Regions from separate parts of the Homo sapiens genome. Here regions 2, 3, 4, 5 and 6 are each linked to region 1. A link is a loop called in an ENCODE intact Hi-C map of the cell type or tissue named here. Cell type or tissue: PC-3. All regions are shown on one strand.

What was found. Hi-C counts contacts between places; a loop is a spot of excess contacts. Peaks named below come from ENCODE experiments on the same cell type or tissue, not always from the same donor. Only the 100,000 strongest peaks of a DNase experiment are listed, where the experiment ranks them.
Region 2: it touches region 1 in a loop (25-fold over the local background); 21 of 110 quality-filtered maps call a loop at or near these places.
Region 3: a loop joins it to region 1, with 2.4 times the contacts of the local background. A loop is called at or near these places in 55 of 110 quality-filtered maps.
Region 4: a loop joins it to region 1, with 12 times the contacts of the local background. A loop is called at or near these places in 2 of 110 quality-filtered maps.
Region 5: a loop joins it to region 1, with 10 times the contacts of the local background. A loop is called at or near these places in 2 of 110 quality-filtered maps.
Region 6: a loop joins it to region 1, with 11 times the contacts of the local background. A loop is called at or near these places in 54 of 110 quality-filtered maps.

What each region holds. Positions count from the first base shown.
Region 1 is chr14:75,709,236-75,714,235 of GRCh38, forward strand. All of the region lies in intron 9 of TTLL5 (tubulin tyrosine ligase like 5), which reads left to right. Among named protein-coding and RNA genes, the nearest start is that of TTLL5, 50 kb to the left of the region's middle. RefSeq lists an enhancer at 2,644-2,753. In PC-3, CTCF peaks have their summits at 152 (motif pointing right), 2,079 (motif pointing right) and 2,280; DNase peaks (open chromatin) are centred at 176, 2,086 and 2,756; H3K4me3 peaks cover 494 bases; H3K27ac peaks cover 1,518 bases.
Region 2 is chr14:76,384,838-76,389,837 of GRCh38, forward strand. All of the region lies in intron 1 of ESRRB (estrogen related receptor beta), which reads left to right. Among named protein-coding and RNA genes, the nearest start is that of ESRRB, 11 kb to the left of the region's middle. RefSeq lists an enhancer at 1,664-2,164 and a silencer at 2,364-2,463. In PC-3, CTCF peaks have their summits at 2,526 (motif pointing left) and 2,727; a DNase peak (open chromatin) is centred at 2,484; H3K27me3 peaks cover 3,271 bases.
Region 3 is chr14:75,904,871-75,909,870 of GRCh38, forward strand. All of the region lies in intron 31 of TTLL5 (tubulin tyrosine ligase like 5), which reads left to right. Among named protein-coding and RNA genes, the nearest start is that of TGFB3, 75 kb to the right of the region's middle. In PC-3, CTCF peaks have their summits at 2,006 (motif pointing right) and 2,206; a DNase peak (open chromatin) is centred at 2,021.
Region 4 is chr14:75,830,203-75,835,202 of GRCh38, forward strand. All of the region lies in intron 28 of TTLL5 (tubulin tyrosine ligase like 5), which reads left to right. Among named protein-coding and RNA genes, the nearest start is that of TGFB3, 150 kb to the right of the region's middle. In PC-3, a CTCF peak has its summit at 2,723; DNase peaks (open chromatin) are centred at 1,409, 1,989 and 2,609; H3K4me3 peaks cover 2,201 bases; H3K27ac peaks cover 3,606 bases.
Region 5 is chr14:75,819,976-75,824,975 of GRCh38, forward strand. TTLL5 (tubulin tyrosine ligase like 5) reads left to right here. Exons shown (of 32, transcript NM_015072.5): 28 at 32-186. Among named protein-coding and RNA genes, the nearest start is that of TGFB3, 160 kb to the right of the region's middle. In PC-3, no CTCF peak of the experiment used is centred here; DNase peaks (open chromatin) are centred at 2,256 and 2,636; H3K4me3 peaks cover 544 bases; H3K27ac peaks cover 3,379 bases.
Region 6 is chr14:75,792,533-75,797,532 of GRCh38, forward strand. It overlaps TTLL5 (tubulin tyrosine ligase like 5), which reads left to right. Exons shown (of 32, transcript NM_015072.5): 27 at 384-568. Among named protein-coding and RNA genes, the nearest start is that of TTLL5, 130 kb to the left of the region's middle. In PC-3, CTCF peaks have their summits at 1,477 (motif pointing left) and 2,158 (motif pointing right); a DNase peak (open chromatin) is centred at 2,189.

The sequences.
Region 1 (5,000 bases):
ACAGGTGCTTTGACAGATATTATTGTACTCTGACAACTATTATTTTAGAATGGTCTTTTAATGATTTTAGAGACTTAGTTTTTTTCACATGTATCCTATGACTTGAAATCAGTGAGAGCAGACTAACCAAACCTCGCTGGTGGAGCTCTGTGTTCCGTTCGCCTCTAGGTGGCAGTCACAGCATTTATAAGTCCTGTCATATTCTTAACTGAGATTTTGAGTTTGAGCCCTGGGAACATTGGAGACTACCAAAACTCCCTAGTTCTGGCCTCTTCCTTGAAAATTGAGAAAGGGAAGAACTGAAACATCTCGCAGTTATTAGATAAAGGGCTGGACCAGGCATCTGAACATGAGCTGACTACTAGCTCTAATCAGGTTTTTATAGGAAAGAAATTGTCGATAATATTTGTAGACACACGTGCTCTCACGTTTTGAAGTATCACTATACAAAATTAGGTATAAAAGCCTATTCCTGGCCAGGCGTGGTGGCTCACACCTGTAATCCTAGCACTTTGGGAGGCCGAGACGGGAGGATTGCCTGAGGCCAGGAGTTCAAGACCAGTTTGGGCAACATTGTGAGACCCCATCTCATTAAAAAAAAAAAAAAAAAAAAAAAAAAAGACCAAGAAAAAGCCTATTCCCTATATTATTTAAAACAAAATGATGGTAAAATACAGTCCTGACTTCTCAGATATGCAAGGTTCTGAGGATTTTCAGCTTTATAATTTGAGACTTCTGAGCTTTCTCTCTTTTGTGTTATGAGTTTCATCATTCTCCTTCCTCTGCTCATCCTCACCTTCACTTCTCTCCTGTGTCAAGTTTTAGAAACTGATTATGTCCTGCCAAAAATTGGACTTTGGGAATAGAGAAAAGAGATGGAGGTTGTGCTTCACTGTTTCTCAAGGACATCATAGCAATATGTTTTGCTTAATATTCCAAAGATATTTTCACCTACAATATTAACAGCCCTCTCTATGGGTAAAATTTGGCATAATTTTAAGACCTTTCTGGTTCAGAGCACAACATGAGAACAACAGTACCAATGTTTATTATAGAATTTACTACAAATATGCAAGTGCTTTGGCTACTGGTTGTGTGTTGGAAGTCAGAATCTACTGAATTAAGTATAACCCTTTTGCTTCCAGCAGAAACAAAAAAATTTATACACACACACACACACACACACACACACACACACACACAATGGATGTTTTTTCACAGAATAATTAGAAAAACAGCTTTTAAAAAACTCAGACCAAGTAGAACCAGAAAGCCACATGAATTTTCAGGGCTTTGGTTAGGTTTACCTGAAAGTGTAGGTGAATATAAAAGCTTTATCAAAGCTTTACAAAAGCATAACGCATGGCAATATGATGCACTGTTTGCGGGAGTCCTGCGAGGGCACATTGTTCCGTGCAGTAATTTCAATGTGCCTAAGTTCTTGTGTCTTCACTAATTATGTATCTTGACATTCACTTGCTTTGTTGTAACCCTCAGAGTCTGTTCAACTATGTCGATAGTCTGTAGCATCTCCAGATCTGCAGCTTTTAGTTATCTTGGGCCACATGTAATTTATGTAGACATAACTGAAGATCATCAGTTTGGGATGAGATTATTGGGTTACGTTGAGGCTCAACAAGAAAAACCATAATCTTTCCTAAAGAGACGGAACAGGAGGCAAATACAATTCATTTCCTTCTTTAGAAATGAATTCCCTTACACCCTATCACTTCTGTTTTGGACCTCAAATTAATACTAGGCGACAGAAAGATTAAATTCATTTCACAAGACAGTTTTGTGATATAAGTTATTTTGTGTAAAATTTTTTAACACAAAATTAAATTCGTGAAAACCCTAGTTTCTGTATAGATGAGTGTTTTCAGTTGTCCTTATTGTTTTATTAACATAAGAAGTGGGAGAGCTCTCACTGTTTTCTCATGTGTGGGTATAGTATTGAAGAAGTGTTGCAATTGTCCCCCTGGTATTTGGGTGCAGCTTTTTGTGATTCCCACAGTAGCCCTCAGAGGTCCCCTGTGCTTTTGAATTTTACTTGCGTGTTGCTGTTTTGCACCACCAGGGGACACTCAGTTTCCACAGAGGGGTGCTATGCTCTACCAAAATGGTGCAGATTCTTTTTCCTGTCAGGGGTGGACTCCAAAAAGATTTTGTCCTGGATTTTACAGCTTTAGGTGGATCCAGTATTGGGTTTAGATGAGTTGACAGAGCCCTTTCTGAGATGAAGCTAATAGCCAGATTTTCACTGAAACAGGAAAAATAAAAATTTCAAAAAAATTAAAACAAAATGGAGTTAAAAACTAAATATGTTGCCAGAGACCCAAAGATAGGCAGCTCTAGCAACTTGGGGGGCATGCAAGTATCCATCCAGGGAGCTGAGTTCCACCCATGCGGCGGAGGTGGGAAGAGAGGATTCTGGGAAGGTCCCGGTTGGAATGGCCTTTTTTCTGCCTCAGCCATATTATTCAGTGGAAATTCAGAAAAGACCCCAAAACATTTGTAGTGCCTTTCCCTTTCTCCCCACCCCCAGTTCCTTCTTCAGTAGCCTTCCTTGCTAATTAACACTGGCTCTGCAGGGATATTTACCTTTTCTCTGCTGGATTCCTGTGGTTTTGAAAGAATTCAGGTACTTGCTGGTTGCCAAGGAATTCAGATTACCTCACAGGCTGCACACTGTCCAGAATCTGCCACAGCAGCAAGTAGGGGGGAAGAGACACCAACAAGGGGGAGAAAACCCTTTCCAGTGCTCATTGTCACCCTCCCTGGCAGGCCCTTGCTGTTTGTGAAGTTTGAGTCATTTCTGGCTCTAAAGACAAGGGATCAGGCTGGTAATCCCCTCCCAGACGGCTCTGTAGGGCGCTGCCTAGTCACTGCAGCGCTTTGGCAGTCTCCCGGCTGCAGCTGGTTGACAGCAGATCAGAGAGCTCTTGGGCCTCTTGTTCTCTTCCATAAGATTTTTCTGGGTCAGGCCAGGATGAAACCCAGTGGCTCCTGGCAAGGCTGCCTGAGGTGCTGTCTCTTCATTGTCCAGGCCTCTCTGACTCAAAATGCCTACACCTGTTGAAGGATAACTCATGTGCCACAGCGAGGTCGAGGCTGGCCTTCTCTTTTCTTGGTACATTTGTAGTGAATGTTTGTCAGAAAATATAACTACCAAAGAGGATGTTAAGCTTCTACATCTAGAATGCCTGTGACTCTGACCATAAGAAGATATTGGTATCAAAAAAAAGTTTTTAAGAAAACAGCAGGACAAAAAAAAAAAAAAAGAACATGTGGGGTCATATTCTTAGAAGAACAAACTGGTTTTTGAATAGGGGAAGAGAGTTTAAAAGATCCCACTAACTCTCTGCTTTCCTTCTTGTTTTGGTTCCATATTGGTAAAGATCTTGGAGCAAGCAACTCCAGTGCAGTTTCAGTTAATGTTTGCCAAGTCCCTACCATATGCCAAACATTGAAATCTTTTCTCCACACAGACATTCAGACTTTTAGACAAATTATCTTGATTCTCTTGATCAAATTATCTTGATCACTATCTTGATTCTCAGTGAGAAACATTAGAAAGCGAAAAGGAAATGTAACTTGTGATTTAAAAATTTATTGTCAAAATAAAGATATTGTCCAAAACAATTCATATTTGTTTTCATTGTGGTTAAAAAGGGGGGAGGGGGCGGCAAATAGTTCTATATTCATCAATAGGCTGCAAAATAGTACCTAGGGTTTCAAATTTAACAAAGAAAGTAGGAACTCTCCCACCTTTTGTTAGCTTAAAGGTCAAAGCCTTAAAGGTCTGTCGTGAGAACTTTCCTAAATCTTGATCTCATTAAGAGGGAGATACAAGACTGACTCCATCGTGTAAATTTTGGTCTACATTAGGATAAGTGTGGTCATGTAGTCATGTGCTTTATAACAATGGGCAAGGAAGGACCACATATACTATGGTATCCCATAAGATTGTAATGGAGCTGAAAAATTTCTGTCGCCTAGTGACATTGTAACATCATAACACAATGTATTACTTTTTCTATGTTTAGATACACAAATACTTACCATTGTGTTCCAGTTGCCTACAGTATTCAGTATAGTACAATGCTGTACAGGTTTGTAGCCTACAAGCAAGAAGCTGTATTATCTATCCTAGGTGTGTAGTAGGCTATACCATCCAGGTTTGTGTAAATACGCTCTATGATGTTCACACAACGATGAAATTGGCCTATCAATGCATTTCTCAGAGCATATCCCCATTGTTAAGTGACGAATGGTTGTATGTGCAAACTTGGTCCTGGGGTACCTAGTAAATAGTGCTCTTTTAGGTTATTGTTAATAGAGAAATGGTGTTGAAACTTCAGACCTAGAGAAGATGAAATTTGATAATATGTGATGGTCTAAATCAAAGGTCACTAACATAAATGCTCACAAGTACATTCACTGAAGGAAGAGTGGAGACTGGAGAATGGAGAGTACATGTCTCATCTAAAGGCATTTACTATTTAGTGCCAGCAGCTGATACTGGTATTGCCAGATCTGGTTTGTTAAGTGAGGCTTGAACATGTAGATTTTTACTGTGAAACAAAGCACTTTTTTACACTTTTAATTTTGAAACCGTTTTGAACTTATAGAGTTGTCAGAGCTGTAAGAATTATATGAAAAATTACCTTTTACCCTATGTCTAGAGATCTCATTCCAATTCTGCCAATTGTCCTAAGATTTTTTTTTTTTTTAATTACAAAAGGATCCAATCAAGGATCACATGTTGTATTTAGCCGTCGGGTCTCCGTAGTCTCCTTCAGTCTGAAACAGTTCCTTAGTCTTTCTTTGACTTTCATGATCTCAGCATTTTTGAAGATTACAGGCCAGTCATTTTGTGGATTGTCCCTCAGTTTGGGCTTGTCTGATATTTTCTCATGAAGAGACCTAGGTAATGCATTTGGGGCCAGAATACCACAAAAGTGATACTAATTCTTGTCATTGCATTATATGTGATGGCA
Region 2 (5,000 bases), 680 kb after region 1:
CGCCTTCTTGGCCATTTGGCTTCTATGAGGCCGTTGTCCCTGCTCCTGAGTACCTCAACCTGCACTATGGAGGTGATTAGAGGGAGGTCATCAGGGAACTGACCTCTCTGAATTTCCATGTCCCTTCTTGTGATGCTTCATGGCGACTCCCAGACCTGAAGCCTGCTCACCTACAGACCATGCTCATCTGTGCGTTACTTTAGAATCCATCAATGCTTCTGTTATTTCCTCTCTCATTTCCTTTTTTGTATATGTATCGTGGAACGAAGAAGCAGCTCTGCTTCACCTAATATTCCAGGGTCCCATAGCTGTCTGTATTTTTTTTCCATCTCAATATTCTTATTCATGTTCTTACTCATAGTTTCTTTTCCTCAGGAAAAAAAAAAAAAAACAACCAAACCTCAAAGCTTTGGATTATTAATTGATTATTAACTGATTTTACAAACAAATCATTCCACCCCCAAGGAATGCAAGCAAGACTCTGGCTGTGCTGCTTAGGTTGAGATCTGCTTTCCCCCTCAATCGGTGAGAAATTTTATATCTTCAATTCCCTTGTTGGACCCTGAGTAAAAAATTAATTCATGAATAATAAAAACCAATCAGTCTTGTTGAGTTTAAGAAGGATTAGGAGAAAGGGTGTTTTTTCTTACAGAGAACATTTGGAATCTGTGTGTCACTGTCACCGAGTGTTTGGGGGTGGCTTGAGCGATGCCTTTATTCATGGCAAATGAGCTGTTGATTATCCTGAGTATAACACATCTTCCTCAGTTGTTAAGGCCAGCTTACTGCTGACTGTTACGGGGTTCCTACCCACTGCTCTCCCACCATCCCGTACTCCAAGCCAGTGATAATTCACTGAAATTAAGACAGTTTCCTGTGTAAGTGGCATATAACCAAATAGCAACTGACCTGGCCTTTGCATTATGAATAAGCCCATTTGTTGATGGGATGGAGTCCTTCTTGGTTTCCCTCCCCTTTCTTTCTCAGGAAGTAATTGACCAGAAATTTACATGCTTTTCCCAGAACTACAGAAATTAGATGTGTAGATTCTCTTTTCAGTTTCCACTAATAGTATCTACCTCCCAGGGTTGTTTTGAAGATTTAGTCAGAGGACAAGCACCAGGCATATAGTAGGTGTGCATTAAATGTCCAGTGTTATTAATTTTTTGATGTTATCTTTGGGGCATTACTTTTTATTCCTTTGACATAATCTCACAATTATAGTCTTCCCTACAGTGAGACTGGGGTGCTTGAACTGACTACTTTGTTTAATGTGATCAATATGGCTCGCGTGTCAATATGTAACACAAGGGGATTAAAGAAGGAATTACAGTTTGGGATGGAGAGGATGAATAGGAAATTTTCCTCTGAACGAATCCCTATATTTTCAGTAGGGCTGTCCAGTAAAATACAGGATACCCAGTTAAATGTGAATTTTACATAAATGTGAGTATCTTTTTTTGTATAAGTAAATCCTATGCAATGCTTGTTAAATCTGGCAACCCTATCTACCCATGACTGTTTTTCTTAAAATAGTCTGATAAGAAACACATTGCTCTTATTTTTTTTCTGCTTTTGACCAAGCCCGAAAGATTAATTCTAGGTTCGGTTTTTTAATTTTTTTTTTTTTTTTTTTTGCGACAGAGTCTCACTCTGTCACCCAGTCTGGAGTGCAGTGACACGATCTCGGCTCACTGTAACCTCTGCCTCCCGGGTTCAAGCGATTCTCCTGCCTCAGCCTCCTGAGTAGCTGGGACTACAGGTGTGTGCCACCACACCTGGGTACTAATTATTTTGTATTTTTAGTAGAGACGGGGTTTCACCATGTTGGCCAGGTTGGTCTCAAACTCCTGACTTCAGGTGATCTGCCTGCCTCTGCCTCCAAATGACCATCTTTAACATTTTACCAATATGAATGTGTTAGGCTGGCCGTGCCCTTAGATATGGCAGTGGGTAAGTTCCCTCGACCAGATATATTGATAGAGTTACAATTAAGTAAATAAATCTGCTGAATGAGGTCTCCTAACAGCACCCAGGGCTACTGAATTTTGCCTTAGGGAGGAACAGGGTAAGTCAAGTCTTTTTGGGAACCTGTCTGTGCCTGATGTTTCCCTGACAAACGGGTTGGGGTGCTGGACTGCCAGAACCTGAGACCCCAGAAACTGGAAGTTACCCTTGCCCCACCCTGGAGGCCAAAGCAGCAGCTCTCCCTACCTCCCCACACAAGGACAGGAGGCTGACCCTTGTGAGGGTCTCCCAGGAGGCTGAGGGGAAGCAGCCCAAATCAGTGTTAGGTGGTGGATCAGGGAGGGTTAGGACTCCAAACCTGAAGCAGAGCTAGTTGAGAGCATGGATGAACCGGGTCTCGCCAACAGGGTACCAGCGGACCCCAGCTTCCCCTCATTCACCTCTCAGAACAGCACAGTCGCACAGCCTTGGTAAACACAACCATTGTTTTAAGCCTGATGCCCTCACAGCCCCGGGTACGGGGAATGGAAGAGCTCTAGAGCCCCCTACAGGCACTCACTGGCACTGCACCCCATGGGTGACAGTTCTGCAACAGAGCCTTCCCTTGGTGGGGTGTATGGAGAATCCCAGGGGGTGAGCCTTCAGAAGCTCAGGGGTGAGCTCAGGACCCTGGCTTTAGAAAGCAGCTCTGGTTTTCACCTTTCCGAGCCCTGCTCCATGCAATTTAGCACTGCAGCTGCCTTGTAGTGTGGTATTCCTCCCAAGCCCCACCATGCATGCATGCACACCTACACACCACACACTCACTGCCTCCGTGGCTTGCCTGACCTCCAGACGGGCTGGAAAGTGCTCAGGTCTGATTCAGTTTGAGGAATGACCTCCAGCTGCTGAATATGCAGAAGCCGTGCAGCCAGCACCATTTTCAGAGCCAGATACTGGTGTTCAGATGCTCTTCTCCAAGCCACCTAATTCTCTGGGGAATCATTTTAGGATTTGATGTAAGAAAAGTGTCTGAGGGGGGATAGGAGAGCTAAATATAAAGTGTAAGGCCAGAGATGGGCGATTGTAATAGTAATAGTTGTAGTAATTGACATTTATTGAGCATTTACTGTGTGTCAGGCTTTGTCCTAAGAATATTTCATGTATGAAATCATCACTTCCTCACAACAATCCTAGGAAGTAGGTATTATTATCATCCCCCATTTCACAGGTAAAGAAACTGAGGTACAGAGACGTTAAGTCATTTGCCCAAGGTCACACAGCTGACAAAGCTGGGATTTGCACAGAGGCTGTCTGGGTGTGTGCCTGCACTCCTCACCCCGATGTTATGTGTCGCTCATTGCATCTAGAATTTCAGCTTTCTTTCATTCTTTTTTTTTTTTTTTTTTTTTGAGATGGAGTCTCACTCTGTGGCCCAGGCTGGAGTGCAGTGGCGCAATCTCGGCTCACTGCGCGCTCTGCCTCCCAGGTTCACGCCGTTCTCCTGCCTCGGCCTCCCAAGTAGCTGGGACTATAGGCGCCTGCCACCATGCCTGGCTAATTTTTTGTATTTTTAGTAGAGAAGGGGCTTCACTGTTCATCCTGTTAGCCAGGATGGTTCTGATCTCCTGACCTCGTGATCCATCTGCCTCAGCCTCCCAAAGTGCTGGGATTACAGGCGTGAGCCACTGCACCCGGCCTAGAATTTCAGCTTTCTAACTCCTGCCTTCAGAACACCTTGTGTAGATCTAACACTTGGGCAAAGTTTAAGGTGGTGGTGGAGGGGGAAAAGACCAAGACCCATGTCTTGGTTCTGAAAAAAATAAGGTGGAAGAATTGCTGCACAGAGTCAGACCTCTCATCCCCCAGGTCAGCTTCCATCCTTGTCCTCGGCACAGGAGAAAGCTGTAGGAAGGAACTTTTGGTCTTCCTGACATCATCGTCCAAGGGCCCATGCCCAGCCTCTGGAGGCCACTCAGTGGTTTGACCCCCTCCATGCCTCTCCTAGAGTCTATCATAAACATATTTTGAAGCCGACTTCCCTCTTCTCAGCTTGCATTTTCTCCTGTTCCTTGCCTTCCCATCATTCTCTTATCGCCCATTCTCCAACAGCTCCCAAGTCTGAGTCTCAGTGCCCTACCTTGGTGCCCGTCTTGGATTCCCGCAGGCACCACACAGCAGCACGTGCAAAATCAAAGACAGCATCACACTCTAAACCTGCTTATCCTCATGTCTCTTTAGGCAGGCACCCCCCACCAAGCCAAGATATGGAGCGTATCTTCAGTTCTTCCCTCCTGCTCTTCATTGTTGAGTCCCCTCCTACATCTGGAAAACTTTTACCTATGTATACACCTCAGATCTAGTCATTCTTGTATTGCTTCCCCCAACCCTGGTCTGCTTAGCAAACTTCTATTTATCCTTTAAAACCCTGCTCAGGTATCCCCCTCTGTGTGGAGGCATCCCTGACTTCTCCCTGGGGGAATTAGTCTTTCTCCTTGCAGCTGTTCTCTGTCTCATGCCCCTGACTGGTTTACAATCTGTTGGATTTGAATATTTGCTTATTTTTTCTCCTAGATCATGAGGTCCTAGAGTCCAAGGTCATCTCTGTGTCCCCAGTGACACAGAGTGGGTGTTTAATAAATGTTGGTTGAGCTAACCTGAGGGGATTGGAAGTAGTTAAAGGGGAGCCCTTGGGGGAAAAGAGGCAGAAAGAAGGGCCTGGGAAGAGGTAACCAGGAGAGCACTGGTTCTGCCACATTTTTGCCCTGGTTGAGCCATGGAGGCAGCTCTGGCTTGGGGAGCATTATATCCTTCTGGGAGGCAATGCAGTGTTGGGGTTAAGAGGGAAAACCCTAGCTCCAGACTAACTGAATTGAAATCCTGGTCCCAATGGTGTGCTGGAACCAGCTCAAACCAGCTCAGGAGAGCTCACTGTTAAATATTCAGCAGTTTTGTGGGCTGATGGTCAAACACAATCATTATTAAAAATTAAATGGTATAAACTTATAATTAAATACATTGTATTAAAAACAAAGGTAATAGATACCACTCCT
Region 3 (5,000 bases), 200 kb after region 1:
AGCTTCAGGCATTTTCTATACTTCCCAATGAACATTTTACCTTCACAGCATTAGTAACTAAATCTGTTACAGTTATTTGTACAACTAGTAAGTAACTGCCAGGCACACCAACATTTGAACTGAAAATCATTTGCTTTCTGTATTACAAGTAGATTTAAAGCAGTTCTATCCTAGGGGTTCAGAAGGATATCCTACAAAAAGGAGATTAGGTTCCTAGTAGCAACATTTTTCTGTAAACCCACAAGAAAGAAGAACAACTCTCATAATAAGTCTAAAAGTTTACACCTCTCCCTGAGACCTGGGAAGCGTGTGCCTATGTAGGAATCCCTAAACCATCTTTGAAAGGTATTTAGCCCATCTGGTCCAGTTAATTCAATCCGTTAAACATGATATTGAGTCCAAGACTATAGCAGAAGTCTGTTTTCTAGTTCCTTAATTCTTCCTGTAAGTCTTGCCTGCCAGGCTTTCGGCTGTGTGACTGTTCTCTCGCAGTCTGAATGAGATAGTGATTCGTCCCAGGGCACTGTTGAAAAACAACTCAGAGTCCTTTCCTATAGATGGTGGCTTAATGGCATTCTTGGTATTATGAACATTAAATGAGATAGTGAATTGAAAGCTCTTAGCAGAGTACCTGGAGTACTCCATGAATGTGGTTTTTCCTTGACTTACCAACCTCAGGCTTTATATTAGTAGTTTGCTGTGGAAGGGAAGTTTTAGAGTCAGCAAATTTGGAAACTTGAGAAGGAAGCTGGAGTGAGAGCTCTTGGCCCAAAGCCAAAGTCGTTGGCCTTCCTTCTTTATAACTGTGGTGTTCTTCTTGAGTTCTGAGGTGGTGATGGTAAACTAAAATAGCAGAGAGCAACAGATTAGATAACTGACATTTCTCTCATGCTGATTTGATAATGTAAACTACCATTACTGTAGGAGTCTGAAGCCGCAGCAGCTGCCCTCATCCCTGCCCCTTAGCTTCTGCCTAAGCCTTTCCTGTTCTGGAGCCCAACCTCTCCCTCCTTTTATTTTTAAGCTCTTAGTAGTCTGCAATTGGTGGAAGGGACCTTACCACCTTTAGAAAATCAATGATGGATTTCATGTGCAAGCAGTGAGCAGTGTCCTTATTAAATGTTCGTTGTTTCTGGCCCTAGTAAAATGTACTATAGCTTTGTGCTTTTTGGATGGGGATGGGGCAACAGCACATCAGTGTGACTCTGACTGCCCACTTCGTTGGGTCCCTGAGACAACAAGAGAAAGGAACATTACTATATAGTAAACCCTGTGGAGCCAAAACCCTAAGGATCTAGATGTCACTTTAACTTTCAAGCAAAATTACTTGCCTGGCAGCTCTCAACAGAATGGCCTATTTTCATGATCAGATTCTTACTCTTTTCACCACGTGTTGTATAGTTTTTGGAGCTCCTGGGTGGATCTGGAGTACAGTCACATAAAACCCCTGATTGCTCCCCAGATTTTCTTTCCAGAGCCAGAGGGGTAAGAATTTGGGTTGATCACCCACTTTTACGCTGTTCAAAAGCAAAAGAGAGACTGTGAATTGGAATTTGACAGGAAGTGGGGTGGCGTTATCTGGGGGAACGGTGATCCCCTTAACCTAGTTTCAGATTTTACCTTGTGTCCTTTGGGCCAAAATCAAATGTAGTGTTAAGTAGAGATACTTTTTTCCATTTTTCAGGATCTTTGGATACTCCCCAAGTTATTTTCGCCACATCCAAACCCTTGCCCACACAATCTGAAGCCCTTGCTACAGTTATAGGACAGAGAAAATCAAAGTCGGTGAAGTCAGGGCCAATTTAAGGTAACGGTAAGAATAAGAGCATATTTTTATCATTTTCACTTGCTGACTTTATACTACAGCAAGAGACTTAGTGGCTACCAAAAGAAGTTCTAGCTTCTCAAAATGACAGTGAAGTTGGGGCTTTATAAACCAAAACTTAGAAGGATGCTCCCAAACTGGGTCAAAGTTGAGCTCCAAATAGTTTGCTCCTATAATGGTCTACCAGTAGGTGGCGCTGTGGCAGTAAGAACTTTCTCTACTATTACTAGAGGCTTTTGTTTAAAAATACGAGGATTTTAAGACAATTCAAATAAAGAAACTAAAACCATAATTGAGTTATCACAAAGTATAACATAATATATGGGAAAACATGATATTTGAAGGTAAAGTTGCAGTAGTTGCAAAAGAGAATGGATATTTATTATTAAGGCTTTTAGACTAGAATTTATAAACTGGACTTTCAGATTATGGGAGGCAGGGAGGGAACAAATTTTTTTTCAAATTTTGGTGAGGTTGATGAATTGTGTTTTTGCTGAGTTACTTAAATAAACATATGCTATAATTAGCAGCAAAACAAACTGTAAACCTCATCCTCCATCCAACCAAAAAAAGCTCATACACCGAAGGCATGGTCTAACTTGATTTTGTGAAGCTGTTTCCACACTTCACCAGCACTGCCGTCAGTATTTTGTTCCCAGCCATGGCCTTCAAAATTTTCCAGAAAATTCTGCGAAACTTCAAGGCTTTGATAATTCCTTTCCTCTTTGTTCTGCCCTACACACTGATGCATTAACGGCACACCTGCCATGAGGCTAATACTCTTCTTACCTCTGGGGGAATATTTATAAACTTATTTGAGAAACGTTATTCATCAGAATACCCCAGGAGTGCAAAAGAGAGAGGAAAATTATTTACCCACCACAGGATTCATTTACATTGGATCAGCAAGCTTCAAATATCTTTCCCTAGCCCATCTAAACTCTTCCCAGAAAGGAATGAGAAGAGAGAAGGGAACACCAAATCCATGGCTTGGTCATATACCAAAATTTACTGGAGAAACTGAAAACAACCAGAGTTCTTTTGGTAATTCTTAGCCAATGGCCCTTTAATTCTGATACTAAGCAGCCTGTCCAATGATGAACAACTAATAAAATATAGAAGACTAAAGCAAGAAGGTCAGTATTTCCCTTAGGAGACTGGCAGCCAGAAGAACAAATGTGACACCAAGCTCCAAACTAAACTGATGGCCTGCCAAGAAGTACTCATGTCCATCTGCTTCTAGGACTGTGATACTTGGACCTGCCACAGTTATAATATCACTTTCCTTGAACCTCATTCATTAGTATCCTTTACAATCCACCCTGAACATTACATGGCAAAATGGGACCATCAGCAAAAGAAGCCTTGGGAAAGAGCCCATTTCTCAACATTTTGATCTCTGTTGCAGATACAGCCATGCTGAGCCTGAGCTGTGTATAAGCGAGGGATGACTGATGCTGTGCTTTGTGATTAGCTGAGGCGATGAGACAGCATGTGTGTATGGACAAAGAGGACAGAGTGGATCAGAGGGTCTCAGAAGTCCAGCTCCTATGACACGACTGTCACTGCTGGGAAGCTGCAGAGTCAGGCCCACCAGCCTGGCATGTGGCCGATGGCAGTGGGCTGCATCTCTTGAGCAGAAGAATTAGGTTGTTTACAAAGTGAGGAGGCAGAACCCCACAGGCCTCAGCCCTCACCTGAAGCATGCTTTCTTTTTATTGCAAATGCAGTGCAGGCAGCAGAGGTCCCTTCAACCATAATCACGAACGAATGTCATCACCGGCCATGACAGTCCTAGAACCTCTTCATATGTGGGTTTAGAGAGGCAGTCAGGTTAGAGAATTTGAGTTGTGTTTGCATTACATGTTTTATAAAACTGAGAAAAACGTCAGTTGTCCTTATCAGAGTGGAGGGAGCTGTGCTGAAGGATATTAGGAGCAAAGCCTGTGTATGACCCCTGTATGCTGCCCAGGGCAAGTGTCATATTTAAATACCTACATTGTTCTTTGTTTTCTTAGATTCTGTATTTGTCTGTTCATCAGAGGGCTAATTATATTAACTATATTTTCTTATTTTCTGTATGTATATATATATTTTTTTAGACAGGGTCTTGCTCTGTTGCACAAGCTGGAGTGCAGTGGTGTGATCACGGCTCACTGCAACCTCCGCCTCCTGGGATCAAGCGATCCTCCCACCTCAGCCTCCTGAGTAGCTGTGACTACAGGCATGTGCCACAATGCACAGCTAATTTTTCATATTTTTAGTAGAGATGGGGTTTTGCCATATTGCCCAGGCTGGTCTCGAACCCCTAAGCTCAAGCAATCCACCTGCCTTGGCCTCCCAAAGTGCTGGTATTACAGGCGTGAACCACCACACCTGGCCATTTTCTGTATTCTTAGTGCCCTGGCATTTGGGATCCTTGCAGGCCCAGGCGAGAGAGTGCCTTTCACAGGGCTAGTTAATTCCTAAACGTAGTAACAACTTGTCCATGAGCACATCTTTTATATGCAAACCAACCAGTCCTGAGTATCTACACCCAACCTCCTTATCAAACTTTCACACACCAACCCAAAATTTCCCCTGCCCTAAAATCGTCTCAGGGCCAGGTACCAGGCAACTAGATACCATCCCTATACCCTGAAGCCCCCTGGAATTATCTAAACTAGCCAATCCAGCCAATCCAAAGCTGTTTAATTGCCCTGCCTTGCCTTTCCTATGGAAGCCCCAGCAAAGGTTCTGACCTAGGCTTTTCCCCCCACTGCTGTCTTCTGCCTCCAGACTGACACTGGTGCATTCACTGTGACCCTGCTTAGTGTGCAGTGACCCCCTCTCTGGGAGCTGTCAGAATAAACGATACCTTCCTTCGGAGCCTTGTTTTTGTTTTCCTCCTGTGGCCACACCAACTTTGACATACCGTATCCAACATGTACATTCTTAGAACAAACATTAAGAGGATAAATATCTTTAACTTGCGATACAAGGAACCAGGAAGAACCATGAATTAGGTTTACATCACCCAGTTCTAAGCAACTGGGCATAGCACTTCATCCGTAGCCTGTGTTACACAAGTGATGTTTTAACAGTATGTGTTTTGCTGGCATTGACCTGGCTGTAGCCACACAAGAAGGATGTGGATCCCTCTACATGGCAGAATCACCTGGCTGTCAGCCATTGA
Region 4 (5,000 bases), 120 kb after region 1:
AGGATCCAACACACCACAATGTGAAAAACAAAAACAAAAACAAAAATTGTGGCCTGATTTCCAAAGTGAGCACCTGCATCTGGGTCCAGTCCACCTTACCACTTGCATTCTTCTTCATAAGTTCAGTGTCAGCCAAGTCAACAGATCAAAAGTAAGCCTATTATTGTACAACATGGTGACTATAATTAATAACAATGTATTATATACTTGAAAATCACTAAGAGAGTAGATTTTAACTCTTCTCAGCACACACAAAAATATGTAAGGTAAAGCATGTGTTAATTAGCTCAATTTAGCCATCCCACAATGTATAACATATTCCAAAACATCATGGTGTATACCATAAATATATACAGTTTTTATTTTTTCATTAAAATAATTAATGAAACATGAAAGATAATATTTTGGAACACAAATATATAAGCCTTGTATATTTTCCCATCACCACATCCTCACTTATGCCATTCTGTAGCACTTATTCTATTTGTTTACTGTTTACTTTCTATCACTCTTTCACTTAAGTGTATGTTGTCTTATTCATTATTGTATCCCAGTGCCTTGGTAAGCAGTAGGAACTTATTGATGTACAAATATTGAGTAAAAGCATGAGTGAATGGATATCCTGTTCTCACACAGGGCTCAGTTTATTGCAGTCTTCCTGCAACCTTCCCTGATGTCCCAAGCAGATCTTATTAGGATTTCTCATCCTTAATGCCTTTCATCTATTGGAATCATGCTCCTGAGAGATATAATTCACCATGATGTCCAGTATGGTAGCCACGAGCCACATGTGTATATTTAAGTTTTAATTAAAATTAAATAAAATGAAAATTTCAGTTTCTCAGTCATAAAAGCCACAAGTCAAAAGCTCAAAACGAGCTTACGTGGCTCATGACTACCATATTGGACAGCTCAGGACTGGATAGTTGACCCAGAAGATGTAATAAAGACTCAAACTTGGTTAGTGAAATAAAAAGTAAAAAGGAATGAGTTTCTAAGAAAGGTACATTGTTGATATCCTCTTAGGATCTTCTGTAGGTCTTGAGCTTCTTTTGTTTAGATCTGGAGATTTACTACAGATGCTGTTCTTGAACTAATTTGTGGTCCTGGAAGGGGAATATTCTAATGCCTTGGGAATCTCACAAGATCAGAGCTTCAGTGTAACTAGTATTTAACCTATCAGAGCTAGGCCAACTGAGAGGAAGGGGTTTTTAAAGCAGATCCCAGCATTATCTTTTTATTTTCTGAGATGTGTCCATGGCTAGATGTTGGGGGAGTCTTGCTTCTCTACCCTCCCTCTACTGCCCACAGCCACCGCCACCCCCACCTGCCTGGCTGGAGGTTCTGACATGGCTTCTAGAGCTGCTGTAACTCTGGGGAACAGAGCCAAACATGCGGAAGTGGTTACGTGTACTAGCTCCCAGGGAAGCCGTGGCTAGCAGGGGGAGTGGGTGGGGTCCTGCCTGATGGCTTTTCAGAGACGCCAAATCTTTGAAGTTTTGTTTTAGCAGCTGCCAGGTATGCTGTTTCAGCACTTTGCAGACTCTCCCTGTGTTCCCATATCACATTTTTTCTTTACTGTGTGTGCATAGTATACACAATGGAGCTTGGCTGTTGGGAGGGCAAATATAAAATTGTGGAGTAAGGAACTAAACACAACCCTTTTGGCTTTTGGCTTTTGCTTTTTACTATGACTCTGATATGAAATAGCCACTTTAATGCCCTGTTTTCAGCTCTGTCCGTTTCTGATCACTTGCCAACGGAGGGGTAGAGTCCTCTTCTGTTTTGGGAACATAGTACAGTTTGAAAAACTGGAGGTCCTACATTTCTGTGATAGATTGGGGTGTCACTCTTGAGGCTAGAACTTCTCCCTTTTTACGAAAGAACAGATGACACACACCCCCACCCCCACAGCAAGTAACCCGGATACTGCTGGTCTCAGAGTAAACTTCTTGCTCACCATTGGCTCCTTGGCATTGAGCACAATGTCAACAATAAATATTTGTTAAATGATTGCACTTGCAGCTGCTATGCTGGAGGAGAAGGGCTGGGGAGGTAGAATACACCTTTAAGGCCCAGCCTCTGTGCTTTCCCTGCCTTCTTAGTAATCCCTTTCTCCTATCCAGTCTACAGTCACCTGAAGCCTTTCCCAATTGCCCCCAAATTTGCTGCTTCCTCTGAACTCCACTCTCGGAGTTTAGTGTATGTTCTTTTGTGTAGTTAACTGTCTTTTCTTTCTTTCCTGAGATGTAAGCTACATTTTATTTCTGGACCAGGAATGGGAAGACCTAGGTGCCAGCCACAGGTCCACCTGACTTGGGGCAAATCATTTGACAAAACCAAAGCCTAATTTTGCTATGTGGAAAGTGATGCCTGGATTGTCATGGGAATTCGATGAGATCCCATATGTGAACGTGCTTTGTAAACTGTAAAGTATTACACATGATTGGGTCTTTTCAGTACTAATAACACTCATCACTATAAAATAGTAATGTTTGTTTCTGCTGCCGATGTACAAAGACTAATCTCTCCCAGAATTGAGGTAAATCACCAGTTTAGTCTCACGTTACTCAGTTAGTTTGGCACAGGTTTAAAGCATTAAACGGTCCATTCCAGGCACTGTCTGTCATCGCTTCTCTTTCAGTCTGCAAGCTCCTCCTTTTGGAGCTGTGGGGTGGTTGTTTTCTTAAGTCTCCCTTCTTCTCCTATCAGGCCCAGGCTGAGCTCTCTCTTTTAACCACCTCTGTTCTTAGGGCAGCAGGCTTGTCCATCCAGTTCCCAGTTTCAGCGGGAATTGCTGTACTGGTGGGCCAGTCTCCTCAGCGTGGCCACCTGCCTCCCGCAGCTCTGCCCATCAGGAACACCAGGTGCCTTCATCATTCTCCTCAGCCAAGCCCCATGCCCTTATCAGCACCTCTCAGCCTCACTTCCTGCGTTCCTCTCCCTGTGCTTATTTTTCTGCCAGGCCATCCCCTAGCCTCCTCCCTCTTTCATATCATTTCATCCTGCATTTTCTTTCGTTCTCTGAGTTCTGACCTTTCATCCAGAAAGGCTGTTTCATATTTCAAGACTCTGCTGTTCGGTACATCTTCACCCTCCTGTCACCCAGTCCCCAGCATCTGAAGGCAGCTCCTTCTCAGAGAAGAATAGGATAAATAAGTGCTGCCACATTTTGGGACTATCATATGGCCTGAGAAGCTCCCAATTTTTTTTATTTTAAAATATCGAAGATCTTCCATGTAAGTGTTATGACCTAATGTTTGAAAGCATGTAGTTAAGAGGCAGACCAATTTGGATTCCTTCTTTTTTTAGCCACTCACTAGCTATTTTGCCTAGGGCAAGTTCTTTGAACTTAATATTCTTATCTCTAAAATAGAGAATAAATGCCTACTTCCTAGGGATGTTCTCAGGAGCAAATGAAAACTAAATGGCATAAGAAAAGCACTTTTACTATATATAATGCCTGCCATAGAGTACGTGCCCAGTAAGTGGGAATCCATGTAAACATTTCTATGTCATCTACCCTTACCCATACCCATACATTAGAAATGTTAAAAATGGAGACCCAGAGAAATGAAGTAGAGTGTGCAAATTCTCATGCTTACCTAGTGATAAAGTAAGGAGTGGAATCCAGGGCTTCTAGTTCTCTGCCTGATAAATTTTCCATTTGATCTCTCTGACTCCTCAAAGGGTTATTTGTTTGAGTTTCCTTTCTTTAGGTGAAGTATGCTATTATCCCAGATAGAGGCATGTTCATTTATTCATTCATTTTTCATTCAACAGACATTACATGACCAAAATGTTACCAGGCTCTGAGTGTACAAAGACCAGTAATGATGAACTCACTGTCTCAATGGTTAGTCCAGTAGGGAAGAAATCATCACTGTGAAGAATAAGTCACAGTACAAAAAACATGCTAGTAAAAGGCATGTGGGGCCTAGAGGAACAAGCTAAATCAGAGGAAAACCAGGATTGATTTTGCAGAGAGTGAATTATTGGTTTTTTACTAGATGAAAATGGCGGAGATTTGTGCAAAGGCAGGGAGGTATGGAAGAGCATACCTGAAGTGCAGTGTTGTGGGAGCATCACATTCAAGTAGGGGAGTATGTGGTTGAGGATAAAGTGGGAAAGTTGAAAAGTTAAAGTGCTTGGTATGCCATGTTAAAGGGATTTTATCCCATTGTCAGCCCTTTTAATCAGTGTGAAATGAAGAAATCAAGGGAGTTTTTAAAAAACATTTCTGCATCTTTATACCTATGTTTTCATGTTTTCACTGTCTTTCCCCTTCCCTTTCCCATTCTTATTTGGCAAACACTTTTTACCATTGTGGATCTAGCCCAGTTCTACCCCTTACTCTGTATATTTTTTACTCCCTGCCATCCCAGGCAGTCTAAATACATACCTATGCCCAAAATTCACAGACCGGACTTCTACCTGGGCAGTTCTTTAGCCTACTACAAGAAGTCACACACCATCATTTAAAAAGAACTTTTTTATTCTGTAGATGGATTAGGTCAGGACTTTTTCCTTTAACAAGAACCACAATTCAGCATGCTTACCATCATTAGAACTTGCGCTTTGGGCTGGGCACAGTGGCTCACACCTGTAATCCCAGCACTTAAGGAAGCTGAGGCAGGAGAATCACTTGAGCCCAGGAGTTTGAGACCAGCCTGGGCAGTATAGTGAGACCCTCATCTCTACAAAAAATTTCAAATATTAGCCGGGCATGGTAGCATGTGCCTGTAGTTCCAGCTACTCAGGAGGCTGAGGTGGGAGGATTGCTTGAGCCCAGGAGGTTGAGGCTGCAGTGAATCATGATTGTGTCACTTAACTCCAACCTGGGCAACAGAGTGAGACCCTGTCTCCAAACAAACAAACAAACAAACAAACAAAACAATTTGAGCTTTGACTTCCTCTAGTAAGGTACCCTAGCACTCAGCTGGCCAAAAACCTGCTATGGCAGCAGTTGTCATTCTTCATGTCTTTGCAACACACTTCCA
Region 5 (5,000 bases), 110 kb after region 1:
AGTCAGGTTATTTCCCTCGCTTTATTTCTAGGTAACAAACCTGAATTTGGCAACTGGCATCATAAACAGAAGCAGTGCTTCAGCTCCCCCAACCCTCCGACCCATCATCAGTCCTAGTGGCCCGACATGGTCTACACAGTCAGACCCCCAAGCTCCCGAGAATCACTCCAGCTCTCCTGGAAGCAGGTATGTGAAGGGCCCTGCAACTAGCATTTGGGTTACTCAGGGATGGCCTGTGTCCCAAGCAAGCCATTCCCACCTTGAGTTCTGTATGGAGATAGCACTAAGGCATATGCCCTTTCTCCACCTGCCTCGATCCTCTGGCACCTGACTAAGAGAGCCTCATTTTATTTGTAAGACAGTTTTCAAGCATATCAAATGAAAAGGACATTTCTGAGATAGTTAAGAAAATCACCTTAGGGTAAAAGAGCAAGAATTTACACTATGTTTAAACCTTGCTTATAGTCATCATTTTTATGTGCCAACTTTTTGCACTTTGTCCTTGTCTCTTAGTTTTTTTTTTAATACCTTGTGTTGTTTATAGTTTTTTTTATACTACATTGTGTTTCAGTAACTGTAGACTCTGTTCTTTTGAAGGACATATTTGTTTCTTATTTTTTTATCTAGTTTCATATAACTGAACTCAAACAACCTCGCTGAACAATGCTCATTTGGGAAGTGGGAAGGAAATTTCCTTTATGTAGTTGAGAGATGTGGCTAAAGATAAAATCCACGTAGCTTCTGGCAATAATGTAAGCAGCTTCCAAATTAAAAAAGAAACCACTGTATTGAATTCTGGTCTTGCTGTGTGTTTTAATTACCCCTGTATTAAAAAAAAAAAAAAAAAGAAATGGATTCCCAGCACATCTTGCTTTAGTGCCTATTAAATATGGATTAAATTGCATCAGTCCCTGAGTCGAATGCGCTAGAGAGAAATGTGACTGTTACAGTGAAGTATTTTGACCAGCTGAGATATTGTTCCCTCCAACCAAAGAAGTTTTACCACAGGTGCCCGACCAAGCCCTCACGCCCCATGCCAGTACTTCCAGCCTCTGCCTTTTAGTATGCTGCTTTGCCCTGAGATTCAGAGGGGGTACTGAAGACTTGGACATGGAGGAAATACCTAGTTGTTGGTAAAGTATCTATTGGTGTTAGAATTATTACTTAAGGAACTAATTTGGGAAGCAGAAGCTCTGCCCAGGAAGCAGCATAGATATAAGCACATTACATCATCCTGCGGTACGGTGTCTTTCATACCGGTGATCATTGTGGTCGGGGCGAAAAGAATCATCTTAACTGAGAATTATAAAGAACCGAAGACCAAGACGCAGGACTTTTTAAAGCAGAGCATCCTCCACACAGTTCTCTCCCCAGGAGAAGTCTGCTGTAAAACATCAGTCATAAACAAGAAATTCTGTTTATACCATAGAGCTTTATTTTCCATAAAAAAATTTCCAGATATTCCATTTTCATTTTAAATTCAGAGCCTTGTTTTTATGGAAGACATTTTCACTGCAATTTTGGATATAATGTCTGTATGACAAGGCTACAGGCATTGCTCCTACTGTAAACAAAATGTTAAAACCACACATTTTGGAGAAATTGAGTTTTAGCACTTTTTATACTTGTAGATGGAATGAGGGAAAACATTTTTAATAACAATTGTGGCTGGGTTTAGAGCTTTCTTTTGGTAGCGCCTGTTAGTAGTGAGATGAAAGATGATGAGTTCGGTTAAGGATGTGCCAGGACCTAAGGTTCAGTACTGTGAGTGGCCTTCTCCCAGCCAGACTGCCCACGAGGCTGCGATAATGCTCATGGTGCATTACACGATTTACTTCTGACCCATTCCAGCCAAAAAGCAATCCCCACAAAGTCCCCTGGTCTTTTCCTTTTCTTTTTACCCACAGCAGCCTTCTCTTTACCTCCTCTTCAAACACAAGAGCCAGTTTTCAAGTCCCATTTCAGTTCAGGGTAGCCCTGGGACATTTTCCTCTACCCCCAGGTGACCTCTGGTTGCCAGCACTGCCTGCAACCTGAGCTTGAGAGTCCCAGTTCCACATGGAATTCCCAGAGGCACCCAACCTAAAGGAGCCCTGAGTGAATTCTCAGAGGTCTTTCCAGACTTGGCTGTGATATAGGCCGCAGCCAGACCTGCAGCATACAACCTGCACAGCCCAATGTCCTGGTTTCCATTTATACCTGGTAAGTCACTGTTTTGTGGATATTTAGTCTCTTGTTGTTCCTCCTTTAGTCGTAAGGATGACTAAGTTTAATGAATACAGGATTTGTAGCTTAGAGATCTGAGTTTTATTACTGGTTTGACATTAAGTGACCCTAAGCTATTCATTTAATCTTTTTATTGGGTAAGCATACTTACATATGAAGTGGCCTGTTTTGAGAGCTTTTAGATTGCCTTTAAAGCACTTTGATCTCCCTGGAAGTAGGTGCTAGGTAAATAAAAGTTACTCTCAATAGTTTTTCTACAGTAGCAACAGTGGATTCCAGTTTAGTTCTGATAATTCACTAAACTAGGGGCTGCCTTGTAAACTGTAATAAAATGTAAAGAGAATCCCATTGCTAGCTGTACTTTTCATCTCTGCATGTCAGAGAATTCACTGACTTGGTAGCCACAGGAATGAAAACTGGTGACTCACAAGAACTCTGCAAATGGTGTTATTTTTCATTTCCCTATGGTGTTGCTATTGTTCCCAATTTTATGGATCACACAAGTTTTCATCAAACGACCTTGTTCTCCCGCTGTTTTGACATCACCCCAAATGTAGCCTCAGGGTTGTCGTCTCCCATTGGGTCAGTGTAAGCTCAGCCCAGCGCCTCAAATCCCTTGGTTCCTTTGGTCTGTCTGGAGTCCTATTCAGGCTTTGTTGTGGGAGAAGAAGGCAAAGAGCCCACGACTTGCCCAGACAGTCTGAGGCCTGGCCATGTAGCTTGCAGTTCCCTAGACACTCTGGAGTTGGACTTGGCCAGCCATCCCTCTGTTGTTACTTTTCAGAGGTAATAAGTGAGATTAATTGCAGGCCATTCTCCGGAAGAGAAAGTAGTTAGAGCCAAATACAGTCACATGTTTAGAAGCCTGAGGTGTGCCTCCAAGCAAGGCCGACTTAGAATTATACAGTAGGGACTCCAGGATGCAGGTACCAAGTGTTTATGACCTCTCTCTTCCTTAAAGTGATGTTTTCAGTTTCTAGGTGCTGATACGTGGGTGTGTTAACTTTTCTTTAGCCAATGAGAAAGATTAGATTTTTCAAGCTGCCTTTTAATTATCCATTTTTGGGGTACATGGGAAGTCATTAGGAGCTGAAAGTTGATGTGCAGAGCCATCTCATCATTACTGCCAGCCTTCCATGGAATTGGACTGCATCAGGGAGGATTTTCTAGGTGTGGAGCACTCAGTGGGTTCTTAGTGCGTTTTTCTTTGTGAGACATGGAAGGGTTACTGTAAAGTCTTGGCTGCTGCTTGGAATGATTTGGGAAGAACAGGGCCTCAGACAGCTTGGCAGGAACCTGAGGCCCTGTTTTTTTCCAGTCCAGCCCTTCCTTGTGGATCGAGCTGTCAGGGAATCCCACGAATGTCTGGCTCCTGCCCCTTTGTATGTTTTTCCAGCATTTGTCATTGAATTATTTTTATCCACCTCTGGCTTTTTCACACATGCATCCTGGGCATTTGTCTGTTCCTCGATATGAAAGATGGGAGAATTTGCAGAAAGAGCACAGCTGTGAGTTTGTTCCTACTTTTTTGTGATAGGACAAGACATTGTGGGCATGGGCTGCTCCACCTGGCCAGCTCCCATTGTCTAGAGAACATCTGTATGAACTTGAAATGCCACCGAGGAGTGGGAAATCTTGAGAAGTTGGAACCATTTTCGATGTCACCCTGTCCTTCTGCCCTCTTATTCAACAATAGATTATAAATAGCTTGGTATTCTGCTTTGCGTAATTTTAAGGTACACATTTTTCAGAGATTCTGATTCTAGTTTAGTTAATAATACTTTCCTCCCTTCTTTTAGATTATTCTTAGAAATGTTGCTGGAGATTCAGGTCTCTAACTTCTCATCTTTTCATTCTCAGTCAGTCCTCAGAAATACTGAATTTGTTAATTTCCTTTAAAAATATGTCTTATGCATTTTCTATATGTCAGGCATTGTGTTAGTTGCTGGGGAGGAGCAGTAAATAAAACAGAATGGTTCCCAATCTCAAAATTTACTCTCTAGGGTATATCTTCCATGTTCTCAGCACAGTATTGGGTGCTGGGTAGGGCCTAAAAGACTTTTGAAGACATAATGTTTGATCACTAAGAGGCTACTGTCTGGCAGGGAAAGGGAGTGTATACACATGAAACAATCAGAGCAGTGGCAGGGGGCATATGACAAAGATCTGAATTTTATGGGATAGACAATTTGAAGAAAGGGTGTCAAGAAGGGCATGTAAGGAGTCAGTCCTGTCCCGGATGAACCTTGAGGGTCGTATGCTCAGTGAAGCCAGCCAGTCACAAAAGGACAAATCCATTCATACGAAACATCTAAAGTAGTCAAAATCATAGAAACAGAAAGTAGAAAGGTGGTTGCCAAGGGCTGGGGGAAGAGGGGAGGGGGAATTAGTGTTTAATGGGTATAGAGTTTCAGCTGTGAAAGATGAAAATGTTCTAGAAATCTGTTGCAGAATGATGTGAATGCACTTAACACTCCTGAACTATACATGTAAAAATGGTTAAGATGGTACATTTAAAATTATGTGTTTTTTTTTTTTTTTTAAACAAAGAAGAGTATGTAAGGATTTAAGAGAGCTCCATAGTTCCACAAAAATTACTTAGTGGCCAAATGGCAAGGTTTTGTTTTTATCCTCTGCCTCTGTTATAAGGGAATTATTCTGAACATAGTCCTTTAAATACTTCTCTTTCTTGAAAAGCATGTTACCTTTATAGGAAATGGGCCCAGCAATTTCTGTTAGGAAGATGGCATAGTATGGTGGGAAGAGAAGGGACT
Region 6 (5,000 bases), 83 kb after region 1:
CTGTTGACAAGTACAGTTACATAACAAGAAAAACAAGAATTATAATGAGTTTCAAATATGTATTTTTTATTCAGTAAGATTAGCAAATTATAGGATTGGTATTCCCCACTACATATAATGAAAATTCTTCTTTGTGAAGCTTTCATTATAAGCAAAAACATATTAATAAATAATGCATGTGGCAGTTTGGTAATAGGAAGAGTTTCTAGGTTATGGTAACCATTTATTTTTGTGATCATTTGAAGATAGTTTATTTCTCCTATATTATTAAAGATCCTTAGGGTTCAGTAAAGTATCTGTTGACCTGAGATTTCTGTCATTATCCTAATTTTTTTCAGGCCTTTTTTTCCTAAATGAGTGAAAACTTTTCTCCGTTTTAGCAGGATCGTGCTATCTAAACAAGCATCATTCAGGAATAGCCAAAACACAAAAAGAGGGAGAAGATGCTTCTTTATATAGCAAACGGTACAACCAAAGTATGGTTACAGCTGAACTTCAGCGGCTAGCTGAGAAGCAGGCAGCGAGACAGTATTCTCCATCCAGCCACATCAACCTCCTCACCCAACAGGTACGGATGGTCTGGGGTGTCCAAGAGCTCTTTGGACCTGAGGATAGAATTAATGACAGGGTACTTTGTCTTTCCCTGTCTTTACTATTCCCATATACTGATGCCTCTTGAATGAGTATTATTAATAGTTGGTTTCAAGCTAAATTATCAAGTTTTTCCTCTTCAAATTTAAAGAAAATAACTTTCTGTTACAGGCATTGTGAAGTAAGTCTGCTACTGGATATGATGTACCTATTTCATGGATAAACAGACTTGAATGTTCATCTGTAAATATAATTTTAAAGGATCTTTAAAAATAAGTTCTTTTCTTTGGTAAAATTTTCCAGTGAGTTCTAGTCTTATAAATCTTTTTACCAGAATTTTATAACATTACCCTTTAAAAAAATTTTTTTCTATACTGCCTCTTATTTCATGATCTCAGGATGTTTTATGGGTAACTGATTAATTTCATATTTCATTATACCCTTATCCAATATAATATCATTCTCCCCATTTTACAGATGGGGGAACCTGAGGCTGAAATAAGTGATGTGATCAAGGTCATTCAACAAGCTGGGTGGATAGAAATAAATAACAGGATATTGTCCTTATGCTATATAGATATTAACAATCTTGCAACACAGTGAAGGTAGATGACACTTTCAAGAGCTTTGTGAATTCTCTTTGTCCTTCTTGCTGGTTATCCCTATGGTGTTTAATTGAAGGAAAAGCCATATCTCTTATTCCTTAATGTTAAATGGCATCAAAGTCCTCCAAAGGAATTATCATAATTTAACTCCACAGTTATATTTTGCTATGTTGCTGATGTGCCAAATTCCTTAATTGGTAGTAACTCTGTAGTGATAATCAAGTCTCGAAAAAAGTGAAGCTGAAAATTACTTTAAGTACATGCTAAAAGTAGGCAACACACTGCTCCCTGGTGGTACCCTACTTATCTGTATAAAATTTAGGACCAAAACTAAAGCTAAGCCTCTCATGGAATTAGTTTTACTTCAGCCTCATCCCAGCGTGTGAAGCAGTAATTATTTTCTTTCTCAAATCCTTAGTTGTTTGAAGGGAGTAAATAAGAAGGCCTAATGTGAAATAGGAAGCAAAGAATATTATAAGAACAATGTTGATTCTTGGAGGGAGTTGGGTAGTTAGATTTTAGTGATAGAATTATGGGAAGAGGGAATAGGATACTAAGATATGATGGGAAGGAATTTTCAAATTAAATAAGTGGCTATGAGACGGGAAAGGCCAGTGCTCTGCTACACTTTTATCATTGGGTCACTAACTAGATTATATGTTTCCGGTTTATAAATGGGCAGCTAGAAGCACCAAGACATTGAGATTTTGTGATTGTAGTAAAAAAAAAAAAAAAATACCCAAAATAGCCAATATTAGTGCTTACCTATCTAGCTCCTATCGTTCACTAGACTGCAAAGCCTACAAAGTGAAAAGATCCTAATCCTGTAGGAATCCAAGGTGACTGTATCCTGATTGGGAAGTCATCCCCCTTCAGTTCATTTTTTTCGTCTATAAAGAACTTCAGTGCCAGCGAATTAAAAGTCCATTAGACTATGGTTTGTAGGGATCTGAACTTGCCATTAGATGTCAGTGTTAACTTTTAGAGTCTTGGTAATAGGGTGGTCAGTACTGAGGGAGGTGCTGTAGGATGTAATAAGCAGGATGGAGTAGTGGAGAAAGAGCTAGATTAGCCATCCAGAGACTTGCCACTGACTCCTGTGTGATCTTGAGCAGTTCACTCCATTGTTATTCTGACACTGACTCCTGTATGATCTTTGGCAGTTCATGCCACTGTTCTGTCACTGATTAGCTATGTGATCTTGGACAGTTCACTCTACTCTTCTGACACTGACTAGCTGTGTGATCTTGGGCAGTTCACCCCACTGTTCTCCTGCCACTGACTCCTGTGTGATATTGGGCAGTTAATTCCATTGTTCTGACACTGACTAGCTGTGTGATCTTGGACAGTTCATTCTACTCTTCTGACACTGACTAGCTGTGTGATCTTGGACAGTTCACTCTACTGTTCTCCTGCCACTGACTAGCTGTGTGATCTTGAGCAGTTCACTCAACTTCTCTTAACCTCAGGGTCTTCACTGATTGATGAGGAAAATACAACAGGGTCATGAGGATATTATGCAAAACCTCTAAATGCAATATATGTGGAAAATATTGTTATTTCAGCCATAAAAGGCTTTCAATAGTAAATGGCTTCTAATTTGGTTAGAAACAAGTTTTTAGATAAAGTGTACTTTTTAGTAGTTTTTCAAAAATTATTGTGGGTACATAGGTGTATATATTTATGGGGTACATACGATTTTTTTTATTTCAGTAGGTTTTTGGGGGAACAGGTGGTGTTTGGTTACATGGATAAGCTCTCTAGTGGTGATTTCCAAGATTTTGGTGCACCTATCACCCAAGTAGTGTACACTGTACCCAATGTGCAGTCTTTTATTCTTCACCCTCCTTCCACCCTTCCCCCCAAGTCCCCAAAGTCCATTATATAATCCTTGTACCTTTGTGTCCTCATAGCTTAGCTCCTACTTATAAGTGAGAACATATGATGTCTGGTTTTCCATTCCTGAGTTACTTCACTTAGAATAATGGTCTCCAGCTCCCTCCAGGTTGCTGCGAATACCATTATTTTGTTCCTTTTTATGGATGAGTAGTAGTCCATGGTGTATATATATACACACCACATTTTCTTTATCTACTCATTGATTGATAGACATTTGGGCTGGTTCCATATTTTTGCAATTGCAAATTGTGTTGCTATAAATATGCATGTGCAAGTATCTTTTTCATATAATGACTTCTTTTCCTCTGGGTAGATACCCAGTAGTGGGATTACTGGATCAAATGGTAGATCTACTTTTAGTTCTTTAAGGAATCTCCATAGTGTTTTCCATAATGGTTGTACTAGTTTACATTCCCACCAACAGTGTAAAAGTGTTCCCTTTTCACCTCTTCCATGCCAACATCTATTATTTTTTGACTTTTTAATTATAGCCATTCTTGCAGGAGTAAGGTAGTATTGCATTGTGGTTTTGATTTGCATTTCCCTGATAATAAGTGATGTTGAGCATTTTCTCATATGTTTGTTGGATATTTGTATATCTTCTTTTGAGAATTGTCTATTCATGTCCTTAGCCTTTTTGATGGAATTATTTTTTTCTTGCTGATTTGTTTGAGTTCCTTGTAGATTCTGGCTATTAGTCCTTTGTTGGATGCATAGTTTGTGAAGATTTTCTCCCACTGTGTGGGTTGTCTGTTTCCTTGCTGATTATTTCTTTTGCCTGCAGAAGCTTTTTAGTTTAATTAAATTCTATCTATTTATCTTTGTTTTTGTTGCATTTGCTTTTGGGGTCTTGGCCATGAAGTCTTTGCCTAAGCCAGTGTCTAGAAGGGTTTTTCTGATGTTATCTTCTAGAATTTTTATGGTTTCAGGTCTTAGATTTAAGTCTTTCATCTATCTTGAGTTGATTTTTGTGTAAGGTGAGAGATGAGGATCCAGTTTCATTCTTCTACATGTGGCTTGCCAGTTATGCTAGCACCATTTGTTGAATAGGGTGTCCTTTCCCCAGGTTATGTTTTTTGTTTGCTTTGTCAAAGATCAGTTGGCTGTTAAGTATTTGACTTTATTTCTGGGTTTTCTATTCTGTTCTATTGGTCTATGTGCCTATTTTTATACCAGTACCATGCTGTTTTGGTAACTATATCCTTTTAGTATAGTTTGAATTTGGGTAATGTGATGCCTCTAGATTTGTTCTTTTTGCTTAGTTGTGTTTTGGCTATGCAGGCTCTTTTTTGGTTCCATATGAATTTCAGGATTGTTTTTTCTAGTTCTGTGAAGAATGATGATGGTATTAAATTGCACTGAATTTGTAGATTGCTTTTGGCAGTGTGGTCATTTTCACAATATTGATTCTACCCATCCATGAGCATGGGATGTGTTTCCATTTGTTTGTGTCATCTGTGATTCCTTTCAGCAGTGTTTTGTAGTTTTCCTTGTAGAGGTCTTTCACGTCCTTGGTTAGGTATATCCGTAAGTATTTTATTTTATTTTTTGCAGCTGTTGTAAAAGGGGTTAAATTCTTGATGTGATTCTCAGCTTGGCGGCAGTTGGTGTATAGCAGTGCTACTGATTTGTGTACATTGATTTTGTATCCTGAAACTTTACTGAATTTATTTATTAGATCTAGGAGCTTTTTGGGTGAACCTTTATGGTTTTCTAGGTATATGATCATATTGGCAAACAGCAACAGTTTGACTTCCTCTTTAATGATTTGAATGCCCTTATTTCTCTTGTCTGATTGCTTTGGCTAGGACTTCCAGAACTATGTTGAATAGAAGTGGTGAAATGGGCATTCTTGTCTTGTTCCAGTTTTCAAGGGGAATATATTCAACTTTTCTACTTTTGGTA